Linked DNA regions of Mus musculus: regions 1 and 2 are each linked to region 3. Evidence: chromatin loops called from intact Hi-C (ENCODE). Cell type or tissue: heart. All regions are shown on one strand. Each heading gives the region's core, and the rest is flanking DNA. Links, peaks and the distances in the headings are about the cores only.

Region 1 (5,432 bases), core at 114-5,113, 640 kb before region 3:
GCCAGTGCTCTGAGCCGTCTCTCTCTCCAGTCCCAACTTATTTTTTTTTTTTTTTTTGTAATATGTATGAGGGCTTTCTTAATTTCTTAATTTCCTTTCTTTTTAAGCCTGGATATATATATGAATGCTATGTGCCTGCCTGGTGCCTGGATTCAATTAGACAGTTTTTGAGCCACCATGTGGGTGCTGGGAATAGAACCTGGGTCCTCTGGAAGAGCAGCCAAAACTCTTAACCACTAAGTCATCTCTGCAACTCCTTTTTGTTTTGTTTTTTTGTTTTGTTTTGTTTTGTTTTGTTTTTGTTTTTTTGAGACAGGGTTTCTCTGTGTAGCCCTGGCTCTCCCTGAACTCATTTTGTAGACCAGGCTGGCCTCCAACTCAGAAATCCTCCTGCCTCTGCCTCCCGAGCGCTGGGATTAAAGGCGTGCGCCATCACGCCTGGCTTCAGATTTATTAATTTTAATTATGATGTATGTGGGTGTTGTGTTAACATGTAAAATGCAAAGTCCAAAAGAAACCGTTGATCCTGAGAAACTAGAGTTTCAGGCAGCTGTGAGCTGCCTCATATGAGCTGGTAACCAAACCCAGGTGCTCTGCGAGAGCAGCAAGTGCTCTTAATCACTGAGTCCTCAAGACTTGTTGTTTAAATGGATGCATGAACTATTTTAAAGATTTGCTCTGGCGTGAAGTCTTCAGATGGCAGATGGTTCCATTACTCTTCTTGACCGTGTCCCACACAAACACCAGTGCCCAATGAACCATTTTCAGACCTCTCTAAAAATGTACTGCTGCAGTGTTAAATACCTATTCTTTCATGCCTGGTTCTGTCTATGCAGAAACATTCCATGTCTGTCCTCAGCAATACCTGGCCAATCCCGGCAGCTTTTCTTTATAAGTACACTGTAGCTGTCTTCAGACACGAGAAGAGGGCATGCGATCTCATTACAGATGGTTGTGAGCCACCATGTGGTTGCTGGGAACTGAACTCAGGACCTCTGAAAGAGCAATCAGTGCTCTTAACCGCTGAACCATCTCTCCAGCCCACCACAGTCATTCTTAATGTTTTATTAGCATTTAATCATGCATAAAGTAGGTTTACATAACATTTTTGTATGTGTATATAATGTTTTGGGCCATACTCACATACACTCCCACTGCAGCTAGTCTGTGTGTGTGTGTGTGTGTGTGTGTCCAAGTGTGTTTCCTTTATGCTATTCACAGGCTCACGGATGGTTTGTTTGCAGGCTACCAATGGCAGCATCACGGTGGAAAATGTGATTTTTCTCCTCCATCATCCTCAGTTTTCTCCAACTCTGAAACTAGATAGAGTCTTGGGAGAACTAGTTCTGTTCAGAACTGTCTCGAGGTTTCCCACCCCAGGGAGAATGAACTCATTTAAGGGGTAGATGTGTGGAAGATCAGGACTTCCCTATAATAGCTGTTGGGTCCTCCTAGTGTGGACCATGGCTTGGCCCAACCATTTGCCTGTGCCATGATGCCTCTCAGTTCCAGAGTGACCTGGCCATACCCATTAAATTCTCTCTAAGTTGGAGCTGGTGAGATGGCTCAGTGGGGAAGAACACTGACTGTTCTTCTGAAGGTCCTGAGTTCAAATTCCAAACAGCCACATGGTGGCTCACAATCATCCCTAACGGAATCTGATGCTTCTGATGTGTCTGTTTTGTTGTTGTTTTTTTTGTTTGTTTGTTTGGTTTTTTTTTTGTTTTTGTTTTTTTTTTTTTTTTTCGAGACAGGGTTTCTCTGTGTAGCCCTGGCTGTCCTGGAACTCACTCTGTAGACCAGGCTGGCCTCGAACTCAGAAATCCGCCTGCCTCTGCCTCCCGAGTGCTGGGATTAAAGGCGTGCGCCACCACGCCCGGCTTCTGATGTGTCTGAAGGCAGCTACAGTGTACTTACATATAACAATAAATATATCTTTAAAAAATAATAGCAAAAAGGCCACAGTTTTGGTTTGGTTTGACTTGAGTCAGGATCTCTCTGTGTGGCCCTGGCTGTCCTGGAACTCATTCTATAGACCAGGCTGGCCTCGAAATCAAGAGATCTGCCTCTCAAGTGCTGGGACTAAGGGCATGGGTCACCACTGTCAGGCTAAAGCTACAATTTCTATGCCATCTCCTCAGGGACACCTTTCCTGAGCACTTCGGGAATTGTGGCTAGGAACAGGAAGGCAGGTCTTGTCAGGCTAACATCTGAGCACTAACAGAGCCCTGAGCTCAGTATATTGTGTACACAAGGTGTCAGCTGGCACCTGGGAGATGGGTTCATTGTATTCCCAGGTTGGGTTAACAAGGCCCTACACTCACAAGAGATCTCAAAAGACAAGCATGGAGACAGCTTCAGGGCTCTGGCTGCTGATTCTGTGCTCCAGAGAATGTTGTTGTTGCTGTTGTTGGATTTTATGCTGTGCAGGGCATGAAATCAAGAACTTCGAGCATGGTAGGCAAGCACTCCACCAAGCGAGCTACATACCAACATGCCCGGTTTTTTGTTTCTGATCCCCATTTTGTTTCACTATGGACTTGGTGGTACAGGTAGCCCTCGGGAGACGGGCACTAAGTAGAAACACTATCTAGCTACATTATGCCACCCTGAAATTTGGCCCTAGTCATCTGGCACTGCTTAATGGACAGGGTCGTGCGCCGCTGATCCTCCCAGACCTTTGAGCTACACAAGAGACTCATTCGGGCCACCAGGTCCAGGCTGTGAGCTCAGGTGACCATGCAGGCACTGGGCACACCTGGCGCCGGGCCCTAACTCCGCCCCGGGAAGCCGCACCCCGGGACGCTGTCGGGGAGCAGGCGGCGGCGGGCCACCGAGGGCCATGGCGGCAGCGTCACCGGTGTGCGGCTCGCAGGCGTCCGCGGTCGGCGCCTCGTCCCCACCCGCGCCCGCACCGGCTCCAGCGGCCGGCTTGGGCCGCTGCCGCATGGCGCTGCTGCTGGCCGTGGCCTTGGACGTGGCGGGCATGGCGGCGCTGCTGACCGGCGTGTTCGCGCAGCTGCAGGTGCGCGGCCGCGACTTCGGGGACCTGCTCATCTACTCTGGGGCGCTGCTGGTGTTCTTGAGCCTGCTGGGCTGGATTCTCTGGTACACCGGCAACATCGAGATCTCGCGCCAGGAGCTGGAGCGTGACTACGGCCTACGACCCTCGGCGATTGCCCGCCTGGCGCGCAAGCTGTCCCGTCGCTGGTCGGCGCCCGCCACCGCCAGTCCCCGGACCACAGCCGGTCTCCGCTCAGCACGCAGAGCGAACCGCGCGCCCCAGCCCTCCTCCTCCGGCTCCCGCCGCGTGCGCCTGCAGCTCGCCACGCTTGAGGCGGGGTCCGTGGCGGCAGGCACGGGCAGCGAGTGAGCCCCAGGTGAGGACACCAGAAAGAATGAGATGTGGTGGGGAGACGGACATGTCGCTGGAAGGGGAAACTGCAGGAGAGTGAGTCAGAGATAGCAGAGACTCGGAAGGATGGGTGGGACAAAGTTGGGAGTCACAGCACGCCCTCCTCCTTTTGCTCCACGTGCACCAGGCCTCATGCCATCCTCCCTGTAGCCAGTTCTCTGAGCTCATTACTGTTACTGTACAAGAAGCTCCGAAAGTAGGTGACACTCTTGTCCGGACCACACAAATGTACAAATGAAAGAGTGCCATTCATCCAGACAGGCGGTCCTAATGTGAAGTCAGAGGCAAAGAAGAACCAGTGGGCACAGAGAGGGAAAGCACCCTTGTTCCTTTCCCTTTCTCTGATATTTAAGACAGGGCTTCACGGCTGTCCTGGAACTTGATATGTAGACCAGGCTGCCCTTGAACTGAGATCAGCTTGTGTCTGCCTCCGGAGTGCTGGAATTAAAGGCATGTGCCACCACTCTTGGCCCTTTATTAGTGTGTGTGTGTGCGTGCGTGTGCGTGTGCGCGCATTTGTGACACAATGTTTGTGTTGCATCTATTCTCTTTCCAGCATGTAGGCTTTGGAGATCAAACTCAGGTCAGCAGTTTGGTGGCAAGCACCTTTACCCAATGCGCCATTTTTTTTTTTTTGAGACCCCTGTATTTTCTTTCTTAAATTCTCTCCAGCTTTCCTGCTTCTTTCTTGCCATCTCATCAAACCCAGGCCATTGACTGATGTGTAAAACCTCTGCTTTTATTTTTATTTATTTATTGATTTATTTATTTATTGGTTTTTCAAGACCGGGTTTCTCTGTATAGTCCTGGCTGTCCTGGAACTCACTTTGTAGACCAGGCTGGCCTCGAACTCAGAAATCCGCCTGCCTCTGCCTCCCAAGTGCTGGGATTAAAGGCGTGTGCCACCACGCCCATCTTTAAACCTCTGTTTTTAAGTTCTTTTCCCCAAATTTTATTTGTATTTAATTCAGGCCAAAGACGGACAGATGTCCCCCATAATGAGGAGGGCCATTGCTATCTGCAGTCCAACCAGAAAACTTCCAGAATGCTCTTTAGGCACCAGCGCACTCCTCTGAGTATTCATATTGTCTGAGCCCATTCCTATCGCTGTTTGACTAGCCATATGGTATATCTCTGTGGGAGCTGGTTACCACATCTGACAGAGCCCCAGACAGGTAAAGCTGGGGTCTCTGGTGTCTTTGTTTCTAACAGTACCCAGCAAAAAGTGTGGCTCAGGAAAGGGTGATAATGGATAGGATGCGGATCCCTAAGTAGATGGGATAAATGTATTACACACGGATTGATGGACAAATGGGTCCGTTTTAGTTGATAGACGGGTGGGTGGAGAGCTGGTGAGTTAGTTGGCTGATGGATGGATTGGTAAATGGTTTGTAGAAGAGCGTGCTGGTGAATTGGGTGAGTGGGAGCAGATAGAATGAATGAACTGGTGGATGGCTGAGATGGTTTGACAGGACTAGTGGGTGGACAGTGAGTCTTTGCTTTGTTTCTGAGACAGAGTCTTGCTGCGTGTCCCCAGGTCCACCTTGAACACAGTCCTCCTGGTTCGGCGTCAGATTAGTTGTTTACTAAATGTAGTGGATGAATTGGTGGGTGAATTCATAGGGTTAGAAGAAGAGAGGCATAAATGGACAGTTAGATGGATAGTTTGGGCAGGTAGATATGCAAATAAATGGATGGCTTTGATTTTGGATGGATGGGAATGACTGAATCCACTTCCTAGGTGGGATTTCTGTAAAAGGATTAAACTCTAAAACTGTGGTGTGTGTGTGTGTGTGTGCGTGTGTGTACATTTGTATAGAGGTCAGAGGATTAATTTTTGTGTCATTCCTCAGGAACTAGCAATCTTGCTTTTTGAGACAGGATCTCTGGTTGGCCTGGAGCTCACTGATTAAGCTAGACTGCCTTGCCAATCAGCCCCAGGCATTTAAGAGTCTCTGCCTCCACACCACTGGGCTTACAAGCACCATGGAGCCTGGCACTCTATATAGCGCACACT
Region 2 (5,378 bases), core at 1-5,000, 660 kb before region 3:
TTCCTGTACTAATGTTTTTAACTTGGGGGGTATTACACTGCCTGAGACAGTTTTGGGGACACTATTCAGCATCGTCTGTGTACAAGACTGGACCACAGTTCTCCTTAGTCAGTTGAGGTGGAGGTAACTGATCGAGGAGGCTCCAAGGTCTCTAAAGGCCACTTAAAGTAGTTAGGTCACCTGGTGCCTCCTTTGCACTTTTTCCCCCCTAATGAGCCTCTAGAGCTGATGGTTGTGAAGATAGAGAATTGGGGTTTCCTTCAGGGCACTTGGGAAGGATTAACCTCTAAGGTAAACAACCCCAAAAATCTTTCCTGTTTTGCCTTCCTTTCTGTATGTTGGTTGAGCTTGTTTCTATCCAAAGCACTGGAAATGCTAGATGGCTATTGGCTCTGCTTTGGGGCCTGTTAAAAGAGGGACATCCAGGCCTCCAATTTGGAGGTACAGTAGTAAAAGTTGAGGAGATAGTCCATATTCATTTTCAGCATTGGTAACATCTGCCGGTTCAGGTCAGAAACTCAGAGAAGTGCCTACAACCAACCAACTTAGCTCAGGACTGTTTAATTCATGGAACCTTCTGAACTAACATTTAGAATGAACTGGATTGGATAGTGTACTGGCTAGGTTTGTGTCAACTTGACACAGCTGGAGTTATCACAAAGAAAGGAGCTTCAGTTGGGGAAGTGCATCCATGAGATCCAACTGTAAGGCATTTTCTCAATTAGTGATCAAGGGGAAAGGGCCCCTTGTGGGTGGTGCCATCTCTGGGCTGGTAGTCTCAGTTCAGTTCTGAGAGCAGGCTGAGCAAGCCAGGGGAAGCAAGCCAGTAAGGAACATCTCTCCATGGCCTCTGCATCAGCTCCTGCTTTCTGACCTACTTGAGTTCCAGTCCTGACTTCCTTTGGTAATGAACAGCAATGTGGAAGTGTAAGCTGAATAAACCCTTTCCTCCCCAACTTGCTTCTTGGTCATAATGTTTGTGCAGTAATAGAAATCCTGACTAAGACAGATGGATATATATAATCATTTAAGGCCTGTGATCAGTGGCTCCAAACTTGGCATTCACTTTTAGTTTTCTGTATCTTGTATAGTAGTATAAAACACATAGGAAAACCAAATACAAGTTCTCTAATGCTAAATGCCCTTGAGTAATTTCTCACCTGATTAGGAAGGACCTCTGAACTTATGTTCACCTGTAGAAACAAGGTCAAAGCTACATTAGCTACAGAAAACTGGTTGGAGCAGATAATGAGCTTCCTTAGGAAAGGGCCTCTGGCAACATCAGGCTGCACTTACATGGCATTGGTCCCTTGAAGTGTTTGTAGTAACAGGAAAGCAGCCTTTGAGGGTGACTTTAAATGAATAAGGATGCTAGCAGGCTGGTCCTGATCTGAGGGAGCTGATTTGGGGGTGAAAAGAAGAGCCAGTGTGGTGACCATTAAAGCTAGACAAGCCTCCCTGACCTTAGACCCTTTCTTCACAGACCATCAAGTGCCTGCTGATCCACCCTAACCCAGAGTCTGCACTCAATGAGGAGGCAGGCCGCCTGCTTTTGGAGAATTATGAAGAGTATGCTGCCCGGGCCCGTCTGCTCACAGAAATCCATGGGGGTGCATGCAGCACCAGCAGCGGGAGGGCTGAGGCTACCCAAGACCTGGCCAGTGGGGCTTCAGCCTCCTCTGCTGACCCTATGATCCCAGGGGTCCTAGGGGGAGCTGAGGGTCCCATGGCCAAGAAACATGCAGGTGAGCGAGATAAGAAGCTGGCAGCCAAGAAAAAGTTGGACAAGAAGCGAGCACTGAGGCGACTGTAGTGGGGCTCTTTCTCCTTCCCTCCCTTCTGTCCCCTCCCACTCTGTCTCTAAGTTATTTAAATTATGGCTGGGGTGGGGGAGGGAGTTGGGGGGGGCACCAGAACCTGGATTTGGTTTTCTAAATAAAAAGTTGGAAAAGCAGTTTCTATGCCTGAAGTGTCTAGAACCTCTGCCTGTATTGTGGCTTAGGGTAGCTGGCATTCTTCTGTACCAAGTCTGACTTGCTCCAATTAGGATCTGAGTCACCTTTGCCCTGTGGAGTGGGGCTTAGAGTCTTAAGCTGGAGCAGAAACCCACTGTCTATTCCTCTAGACCAGTGGCTCTAACTGTAATTTTGTTGCTATGAAATATTTTTGGAGACAAGTTTGCCTAAAGGTCAAAGAGCCTTAGGTTTAAGAAGTGTTGCTCTAGAACTGTCTTCAGTAATCTGGTCCTGAATTGGGGCAAGGTTACATCTCATCTCAGCTCTGACTTTAAATTCCCTCCTCCCTGTTTGATTGTTTTGTTTTAAACTGTAAAAGCCTTGAAAGACATGCATAAGTTTTGTTTCCTTAGGGATCAACAGGGCAAAATGAAGTGTCTACTGGCCTTCTTGAGAGGTTAGCCTATGGCAATATTTTTTTATTGTTTTTCTTTTGGCCCAGAACTTGAGTATATAGGTCAGGTTGGCCTTGACCTCAGAGACCTGCTTTGGCTCTGCCTTTGGTTGCTGAGATTAAAGGCATGCTCCACTATGCCCATTTAAATACAGTTCATGTAGCACTCTTGTAGGAGCCTACCCTACCACATTGGCCTATCAGGACTGAATAAGGTTCTTGCCTCTTGTTATGTCAAAATTCCAGATACTGAGAGGCTAGGGAAATGACTCAGAAGGTAAGAGCTGTTGGCTCTGGCAAAGGACCTGGGTTTGATTGTCAGCACCCATATAACAGTTTACAACTAACTGTAACTTCAGTTTCAGGAACTCCAGCCACCTCTTCTGACCTTCATCAACACTAGGCACATAGATGGTGCACAGGACATACAACCAATTGAAACATGTGAACATTTAAAAAAAAAAAAGCCGGGCGTGGTGGCGCACGCCTTTAATCCCAGCACGAGAGCCAATTCCAGGGCAGGCAGAGCTACACAGAGAAAACAGAAAATTGTTTACAAAGCTAGTTGTGGACCAACAAGATAGCTTAGTGAAAGCAGGGCGTGGTGTCTAATGGGAGTGATAACTTGTCTTGAGTTCTGTTGTAAACTAAGTGGAAGAGATTCTAGGTCTGTGCACCAGAGGGCAGTATATGCTTTCTGTTAATGTCCTTAGGTTATTTGAACCAGCTTTGTCATTAAGGGTGTGTGTGTAGAGATAGGTCAAGTGTTGAAGAGTATATGGCGCTCTTTTCAGAGGTACTAGGTTCCTAGCACAACAACTGCCTAAAATACCAGCTCTAGAGGATTTAACACACACACACACACACAAAACCTTCAAAAAGGGGAGGATGGTTGAGATGGTTCATGGGTAAAGGTGTGAAGCCTGAAGCCCTGATTGAACCCACATATTTATTCAAAGGAAAAACCAGTTTCCATGAGTTGTGTTCCCAACTACAAGCAACTATATGCTATTTAAAGTTACTTTAAAGGAAGGGATATATTAAATAGTGGAGCAAGTTGTAAAAAACTTAAGTGCTGGGTATGGTAGCCCAAGCCTGTATTCCCAACTCTCAATTTTCCTGAGTCTGACACCAACCTGGGTTCCATAGTTAAGACCCTGTCTCCAAAAGAATGAAAGAATATGACCCTTAATTAAAGGGGAAGCTTGCTTTTATCTTCTATTGTCTGGGGTCTTGTCTTCGTCTTATGTAAGAAAAATAGTGAAAAACAAGAGCTTTGACCTGAGGGTTCCTACTGAGATTGAACTGGGTTTCCTACCCCAGTAATGTCCCTGGGGAGAGAGGGCCATCAGAACTAAGTCTATACCCTCTTAACCTACAGAGGTGTGACAAACCGAGCAAATCAAAGGACTTCAATGGAAACTTCTAGTTTCTTTGGGAAGTTTTGTCAAATAATGTTTTGCTGGGACACAAAAGGGTGTCTTGCTTAAAGCTGACAGATGAAAGGATGTTTTGATATAGCAAATTCATAAAAGAATATGTGATGGAGTATAAAAATATGACCCCACAGACAGTGGGAGATGAGTACTGAGCCTTGGTTTGGTTTGCTCTGCCTCGCTATTTTCCAATAAAGACACATCCATACCGGTTCACCTTAAGTGCTGGTGTTGATCCCCACCAGTGGTGATAGCATAGAGCACTGCTCCCAAGAACTACTTGCACCTTCTGAGACCTTGCCTCAGTCCAGCTAGCAAACCTTGTGGTTTCTTCAGGATTGAACCTATAGCTTCTGGTTTGTGCCTGCTGTCGACCTGCTGAGAGGACTGAACTGTAGCTGTCAGCCTAGAGGACTGGTCTGCAGCTGATGAGTAGTGATTGGGTGTTTGCTATGGGGCTGATCAAGCTTGCCCCCCCCCCCCCCCATGAAGTATTGCTGAACAAGTCCACTTCCCCCATATGCTAATAACTTTTCCACTACCTCTGCTGCGTGGTGGGCTAGAGGAGAGGTTGAACCCTTATTAAACGTAGACTGCAATCCCAGCACTTAGGAGGCAGAGGCAGGCAGATTTCTGAGTTCGAGGCCAGCCTGGTCTACAAAGTGAGTTCCAGGACAGCCAGGGCTATACAGAGAAATCCTGCCTCGAAAAAAACAAAACAAAACAAAAAGTAGACTGCAAAAAATGTATGCCTACAAAGGACTGTAAGAAAATCTTTTCAGGGGCTGTAGAGATGGCTCAGCCGTTAAGAGCGCTGTCTGCTCTTCAGGAAGTCCTGAGTTCAATTCCCAGCAACCACATGGTGGCTCACAACCATCTATAATAGAATATGATGCTCTCTTATGGTGTGTCTGAAGACATGGACAATGTACTCACACAAAATTTTTTTTTAAATCTTAAAAAATATATACCAAATTCATAGGACTGATCCAAGAAATCTCAAGCCCAAGTTTAGTGTAAAGTGTCCATAAGAGAAGCAGGCATTCTGAAAGAATACATTCAATTTAATGGGAAAAAACTGCTGCTGTGATATACCTTCTCTAAATCCCTTGGGATTTCAAGCACCCCAGGGATGTTAGGAAAATGTAGGTCTTTATATAGGATCTCACAATGTAGCCGTGGATGGCCTTCACCTTGGTAAGTCTCCCATCTTAGCACTAATATTGGGATTATATGCATGTGCCACCATGTCGTCCTGCTTCTGGGTGGGGTTCTTGGGCAATTGGCTTTTGAGACAAAGTATCACTGAAATCCTGGCTGGCCTGGAACTTGCTGTATAGACCAAGATGGCCTCAAATTCAGAGATGTACTTGACTTTGCCCAGCTGGTTGTGTTTTATATCTAATAAGCCACTAATACACTTCTTTACTGAGTTCTATGAGCTAGGACAGCAAATCACTGAGCATCAGGGTTGCTTTCTGAAGTCAGATGACCAGGCCTATGCTATTTCTAGGTAGTGCTAGAATTGAATTA
Region 3 (5,432 bases), core at 93-5,092:
CTGAGTTCAGCAGGAGGGACCTTGAGAACCTCCCAGTCTGCTTCCTCATTTGTTAACTGGGAATAATAGTTCTTCCATAGCCCTGTTTTATGAGAGCATTCTGTGGCTGACTATGTAGGATAGGGATACAGAGTTGGGGCTCCCGGATGAGGCAGCTCTGATATGCCTATGTCCCCACAGATGCCGGTAATGAAGCAGCTGGGCCCTGCACAACCCAAGAAGCGGCTGGATCGCGGAGCACTCTCGATCTCAGCACCCCTCGGAGACTTCAGGCACACATTGCACGTGGGACGCGGTGGCGACGCCTTCGGGGACACCTCATTCCTGAGTCGCCACGGGGGCGGTCCGCCTCCCGAGCCTGGAGCCCCACCGGTTGTGGCCCCACATTCTGTCGCTCCACCTGCAGCCCCACAGCCCCCTGTGGCTGTGCCTTCACCTGCGGACCCGCTGCTGTCTTTCCACCTGGACCTGGGCCCCTCTATGCTGGACGCGGTGTTAGGCGTCATGGACGCGGAGCGCAGCGAGACAACAGCCACCAAGCCCGATGGGGATGCCCACCCTAGAGTGCAGCACCCCAAGACCCGCTGCTGCTCAAATGCTGACCTCCAGCTGGACGACGTCATCGGTCTGTAGTGTCATAATTCCCTCAACCCCTCCCTCCCAGCACTCCACTTTTGTACACATAAATGGCTGAGGTTTGTGCCATGGACTGTCTATTCACTTTACGCGGGAAAGGGTACAGAAGCAGTAGGGTGGTGCCACTTCTAGTTGGGGTGCCACCAACTAGAAGTCAAGTTGTCAGTGATGCTCCTTTAAGAGTTTGAATACGTATTCATGTAATGCCCCTCCCCAAAGGCGGAGTCTCTACCACAGTCCTATTCATCCCTCAAACCTTGACCGATCCTCACTACCACCTGGATAAAGTCCAACACCCGTGACAGCTGCTATCTGGCATAAAGAGTCACAGTCGCCTGGCCATCCACTTCCCTCCAGGTGCACTCTGACTGGGCGGCGCTTCCCTGCAAAGGGAAGCGGTTGGCGAGCCTTTGGAGCCACGAGGGTGTGGTTCCCGTGGGAAGGGCTTCAGGTCCCACCAACTGTGTGTCGCCCTGCGGGAGGCTGTTGCGTTACAAATCTGGGCACAAAGTTCAGCCTGAGACGTCCAGATATTTTAACATCTAGAGGTGCAGGACTGCCCGAACCTATATCGGGAGGGGGGTGAAGCAAAATTCTCAAAGGTTTTCAGAGGGGAGGAACAATTAGAATTAGTCTCTGGGTTTGTTTTGGGACGGGGCTATCTTAGGTCCCTAGAGGGATAAGACCAATTTAAATTAACCGAACCAGAGGTAGAGTAAGGGTTTTTATAGTTTCCAAAAGGGTGGGTCGTATATTTCAAACGTTAGGCTGGTGACAGGAGTAAAACCCGACCTCTACAAGGAGGCACAGGAGAAACCATTTCACCATGGTTGAGTCCAGGATAAGACCAATGAGGGGCGGAGCATGTGTAAAACAATCAGGTGGAGTGAGGCCAAGGTAAAGGGGTGAGGCTCCCAGGAAAGACATTTATAAATAACTTGACAGAGGCAGAACCAGGAGTCACTTTATTCGTTATGAGGTGTGGCATGTAAGATAATCAATTGCATGGGAGCTGGCTACAAACTTTAAAGACGGTTGGGGGCGGGGCCAAGACCGCTGAGTCCCACTCCTCTCCTCCCAACGAAGCTGCGGTGTTCAGGTAAATCAGTTGCTGCCCTGCCAGGCTCCCTAGAGGTCTCGAGAGGCTGAGCAGATGCAAAGTATCTGGAGGCGGCCGGAGGGGTTGTCTAAGCCCTACCCCCACCCAGGCTGCGGAGTATATGTAAATCGGATGCGGAGAAGCCTTTCTTGGGGCCCTGACAGCGGTGGGGCACTTGTCAAGTATTTGCTAAACTGTCTCGCTAAAGTCCCCAAAGGGAGAAGTTGTATGGAATAAGACGTGACTCCCTGGATGTCCAGAGAGAAGCTTGACGCACACATAAATTGGCTGGTTGGGCGGGGCCAGGCTCTTTAAGACTCCCTGAGGGGCTGGACATATGTAAATCATTTCAGGCGGGGCAAGAGGGGGTTCCCAGTGGCTTACAAACCCGGTACGCGTAAATAAACTGGACTTGAAATTAGAGCTCCAGAGCCCGTGTTACATTCTGACGCCCTGCCTGGTCCTTTGGCCTCCTTCCACCTGAGGCGGGAGGGGTTCCTGGCGTCACAGTTGGAGATCAACGCTGCAGACAGAGACCGCTTAGTGCGTGAAGGCCCATGGAGGCCTCGGCCGATTCCTCTGAGGCCCCCGCGGTCTGCCGCTTCTTCCTAGAGGGCCGCTGTCGCTTCGGTGCGCGCTGCCGTCAGCCACATCCCGGGGCCCCGGCGCCGTCCCCGGTGGTTACGCAACCGGAGGCTGGGTCCAAGAAGCCGGCTCTGCGTACTGCTGCTGACGTCATCCGACGCATCCGCTGGGACCCGCGCCTGGACCCTGCTGACTTTTCGGTGGGCTACACCGACCGCTTCCTGGGAGTGCAGGAAGAGCCATTCTGCGCCTTCTGCTGGGACGAGCCGCTGGCAGCGCTCGGACCTGGCGTGTTGGCAGTGCCGCAGCACCGCATACGCTACTTCCGCTTCCGCGGCCGCCTGGTATGGGACCGTGCCTCCCGTACTGACCTCATTTTTGGATCGGGCTCTGTGGCTGGTCGGGGACCCACTATCCTTGATGCGCTGGACGGCGGGGACGAGCATTGGACAGAGGTCACGGCAGAAATTCCCGACACAGAGAAAACAGGGGTGGGTTTAGAGGGTCTGGATACCCAGGATGCCCTTGCAGAGGCGGGTGGAAACCCGACCGGAACAGGTCTTGATTCGGGCCTGGAGACACACGAAGAGGGTGGGGCAATCAAAGAGACCAGAACTGGGCTTGATTCCAGCCTGGAGACACCTGAAGTGGATGGGCCAACCAAAGAGACCGGGCTGAATGGGACCACTGAGTTAGAAATGCCAGACCCAAGCATGAACTTCTCAGGAGTGAAGATCAGCTCAGTAGAGGAGCCCAGAGCTACATTGCTTCCACAGTGGCAGGCGCAGGGCATGGAAACGAAAGGGCTTTCTGCTGAAGAGATGGGAAATGTGTGGGATCCAGGTGTTTGGCCTGACGACAGAAGGGCCCCTCGCCAGCCCCGGCCCACACATTTTGTGGCACTGATGGTGACAGAGTCTGGGCTTAGGGCTGAGGTGGTCAAGGCCCAAGAGCATCTGGTCCGGATTGCCCCTTCTTGTGCTGAGTTCCTGGTACCAGCACAGGCCCTGCACTTGACAGTGGTCTTGCTAAGGCTGACAGGCCCTGGGGAGGAGGCTGCAGCAGCTAGAGCTCTTCGGAGAGCCATCTTGAAACCAGGGCTTCAGGCACCCTCCCAGCTACAGTTCAGGGACTTGGTTCTTCTGGGCCATCATGTGCTCTGTGCCACACCCTCCCCCACACTGACAGGTATGGCCCAAACACTGAATCAGAGGCTAGAGGCCGAAGGGCTTAGAGTGGTGCTGCTGCCAGAACTACAACCGCACCTCACCCTGGCTAAGGTACCACATGGAACCCAGGTCTGCCTCCCTAAGCCTGAGTACACCCTGAACCAGGAGCTAGGAAGGCAGCCCCTAAGTAAACTCTGGCTTTGCCGCATGGGTAGAGCAGGGCATAGCTATCTTCCCTTGGTAGAAATTTCCCTGAAATGACCGAGGTTTCATATTTCGGATAAAACAGGCCAAGCAGAAACAGGTTCTCGCTCTCTCTCTTTAATTTTGGTTTCAAGCTTCCAAAATGTACTGTACTCAATGCTCAAGGAGAATGAAGGAAGGGAGGGGAGAGGGAGGGAGGGAGGCAGGGAGGCATCTGGGAAAAAGCAGCCTGACAGTCCAGCTGTTTGCAACCTCATAGCACATCCTCCAGTTACATGGCAGAAGGGGGAGGGGTAAAAAGAAAAGGGGAGAAGGAAGAAAAGTAACTTAAATAAACACACACACAGAGAAAAGAGAAGGAAACATGACGTGAGTTGGTGATCCATGAAGGCAGAGGGGAGGAAAGAAGGGAGGGTAACCATTTTACCTGTGTTGAACCAGGGAGTGGGAAGGGAAGAGGCAGGAGGGAAAGAAAAAAAAAAAATCAGAAGAAACATTGGGGCAGAGGGAGGAAGGGACACGGAGACAACTTAATACAACTTGAGTAAGACGAGGCAGCCCGGCCGGCATGGTCCCGCGAAGGCCTTGGAGTCCTCAGTGCGGTGTGGCGCTGGTCTGGTTGTGTCGGTGGTGCTGGCTGGAGTTTCTGGGGTGAGGAGCTGAAGGTGGGGCATAGTCTTTAAGTGGCTTCCCTCACCCCAAACACTGAGGCCCCAACGGCTGGGCAGCAAGAGTCTATGAAGAGGCAGCCGAGGCAATGGGTGTGGCCGGCTGGTGCCCCACTGCAGCGGGTGCGGCCTGGACAGCCTGTCTTCTTTCTGCTGGCCCCAGCGTGGGATGGGCCGACGCAGAGTCAGGCGCTGGACTACGAGCTCGAGAGAGAGAGAGAAAACACTGAGACAGCGTTAGTGGAGGTGACAGGTGCACACAGAACCTGTAGCCCCGCCCCACCCTGCTCCACTATACACTCCCAATTATCCCCTCTGAGACAAAAAATAAAAATGTAGAAAAAAATCTCTGTACAGGTCCCCGGTGGGAAACGGGGGCAGGGATGCTGGCTCTTCCTGGAGCCTACTCCCCACAAATTTTTACAACCCATGTCCATGGCTCAAAAAATGTGAAAAGGCGGCGCTGGGCCACAGCCCTGCTCCCGCCCGTGCTCGATGGGTGCTTAGAAGGCTGGCAGCTGCGCCAGGCTGAGGCGGCAGTCCACGCTGGAGTTGTCCGGGCCCGTGTAGGACAGGCCCAAGGGCTCTAGGAAGGCCCGGCAGGCGGCCTCGCCCTCGAAGGCCAACTCGGCCTGCAGGTAGGAGACGGGCAGCGCAGGGCGGAAGCTATGGAGACAAGAGGAGAAAATGATGAGGCAAACAGACAAGGGAGGGCCCAAGAACAAGGAGCAATGCTCCCCATCTGGGCTTGTATTTTCCTCAGCAAGGAACCTGCTGGCTTCTGCAGCCCCTCCCGACCTCCCCATTTTCAGGGGCTTGGGGGGGCAAGGGATGGGGTTGGTAGCCCCAGTGCCCAGCTGTGCCCCCCCTCGCCCACACTTACCTGTTCAGGAAGGAGGGGGCAGGAGGGAAAGGGCCCAGCTTGGCTCCTCTGCTGACTGAGGAGCTGGAGCCAGACAGAGTAAGTGGTACATGGGCTCAGAGGGTAGGGACAATGGCGCCCCCCTACCCCCCCTTCCCCCCCGGATGTTTGCACAGAGTGTTACACTCAGCAGTGCCTTCTGGTTGTTA

Evidence for each region. Peaks named below come from ENCODE experiments on the same cell type or tissue, not always from the same donor. Only the 100,000 strongest peaks of a DNase experiment are listed, where the experiment ranks them.
Region 1: a loop joins it to region 3, with 4 times the contacts of the local background. A loop is called at or near these places in 2 of 42 quality-filtered maps.
Region 2: a loop joins it to region 3, with 3 times the contacts of the local background. A loop is called at or near these places in 2 of 42 quality-filtered maps.

What each region holds. Positions count from the first base shown.
Region 1 is chr7:4,786,953-4,792,384 of GRCm38, reverse strand. Tmem238 (transmembrane protein 238) reads left to right here and starts at 2,825. Exons shown (of 2, transcript NM_029384.1): 1 at 2,825-3,380. The coding sequence starts at 2,843. The coding sequence ends at 3,373. In heart, for the core only: a CTCF peak has its summit at 3,207; DNase peaks (open chromatin) are centred at 2,784 and 3,164; H3K4me3 peaks cover 2,019 bases; H3K27ac peaks cover 2,050 bases; H3K27me3 peaks cover 440 bases.
Region 2 is chr7:4,804,590-4,809,967 of GRCm38, reverse strand. It overlaps Ube2s (ubiquitin-conjugating enzyme E2S), which reads left to right. Exons shown (of 4, transcript NM_133777.2): 4 at 1,484-1,954. The coding sequence ends at 1,813. Among named protein-coding and RNA genes, the nearest start is that of Ube2s, 5.1 kb to the left of the region's middle. In heart, for the core only: a CTCF peak has its summit at 3,085 (motif pointing right); no DNase peak of the experiment used is centred there; H3K4me3 peaks cover 388 bases; H3K27ac peaks cover 412 bases.
Region 3 is chr7:4,146,536-4,151,967 of GRCm38, reverse strand. Leng8 (leukocyte receptor cluster (LRC) member 8) reads right to left here. Exons shown (of 16, transcript NM_001374609.1): 16 at 3,795-5,027. The coding sequence ends at 4,865. It overlaps Leng9 (leukocyte receptor cluster (LRC) member 9), which reads left to right and starts at 2,096. Exons shown (of 1, transcript NM_175529.3): 1 at 2,096-3,785. The coding sequence starts at 2,293. The coding sequence ends at 3,750. Cdc42ep5 (CDC42 effector protein (Rho GTPase binding) 5) reads left to right here. Exons shown (of 3, transcript NM_021454.4): 3 at 181-708. The coding sequence starts at 181. The coding sequence ends at 633. In heart, for the core only: no CTCF peak of the experiment used is centred there; DNase peaks (open chromatin) are centred at 987, 1,707, 2,127, 2,537 and 4 weaker places; H3K4me3 peaks cover 3,431 bases; H3K27ac peaks cover 1,479 bases; H3K27me3 peaks cover 1,022 bases.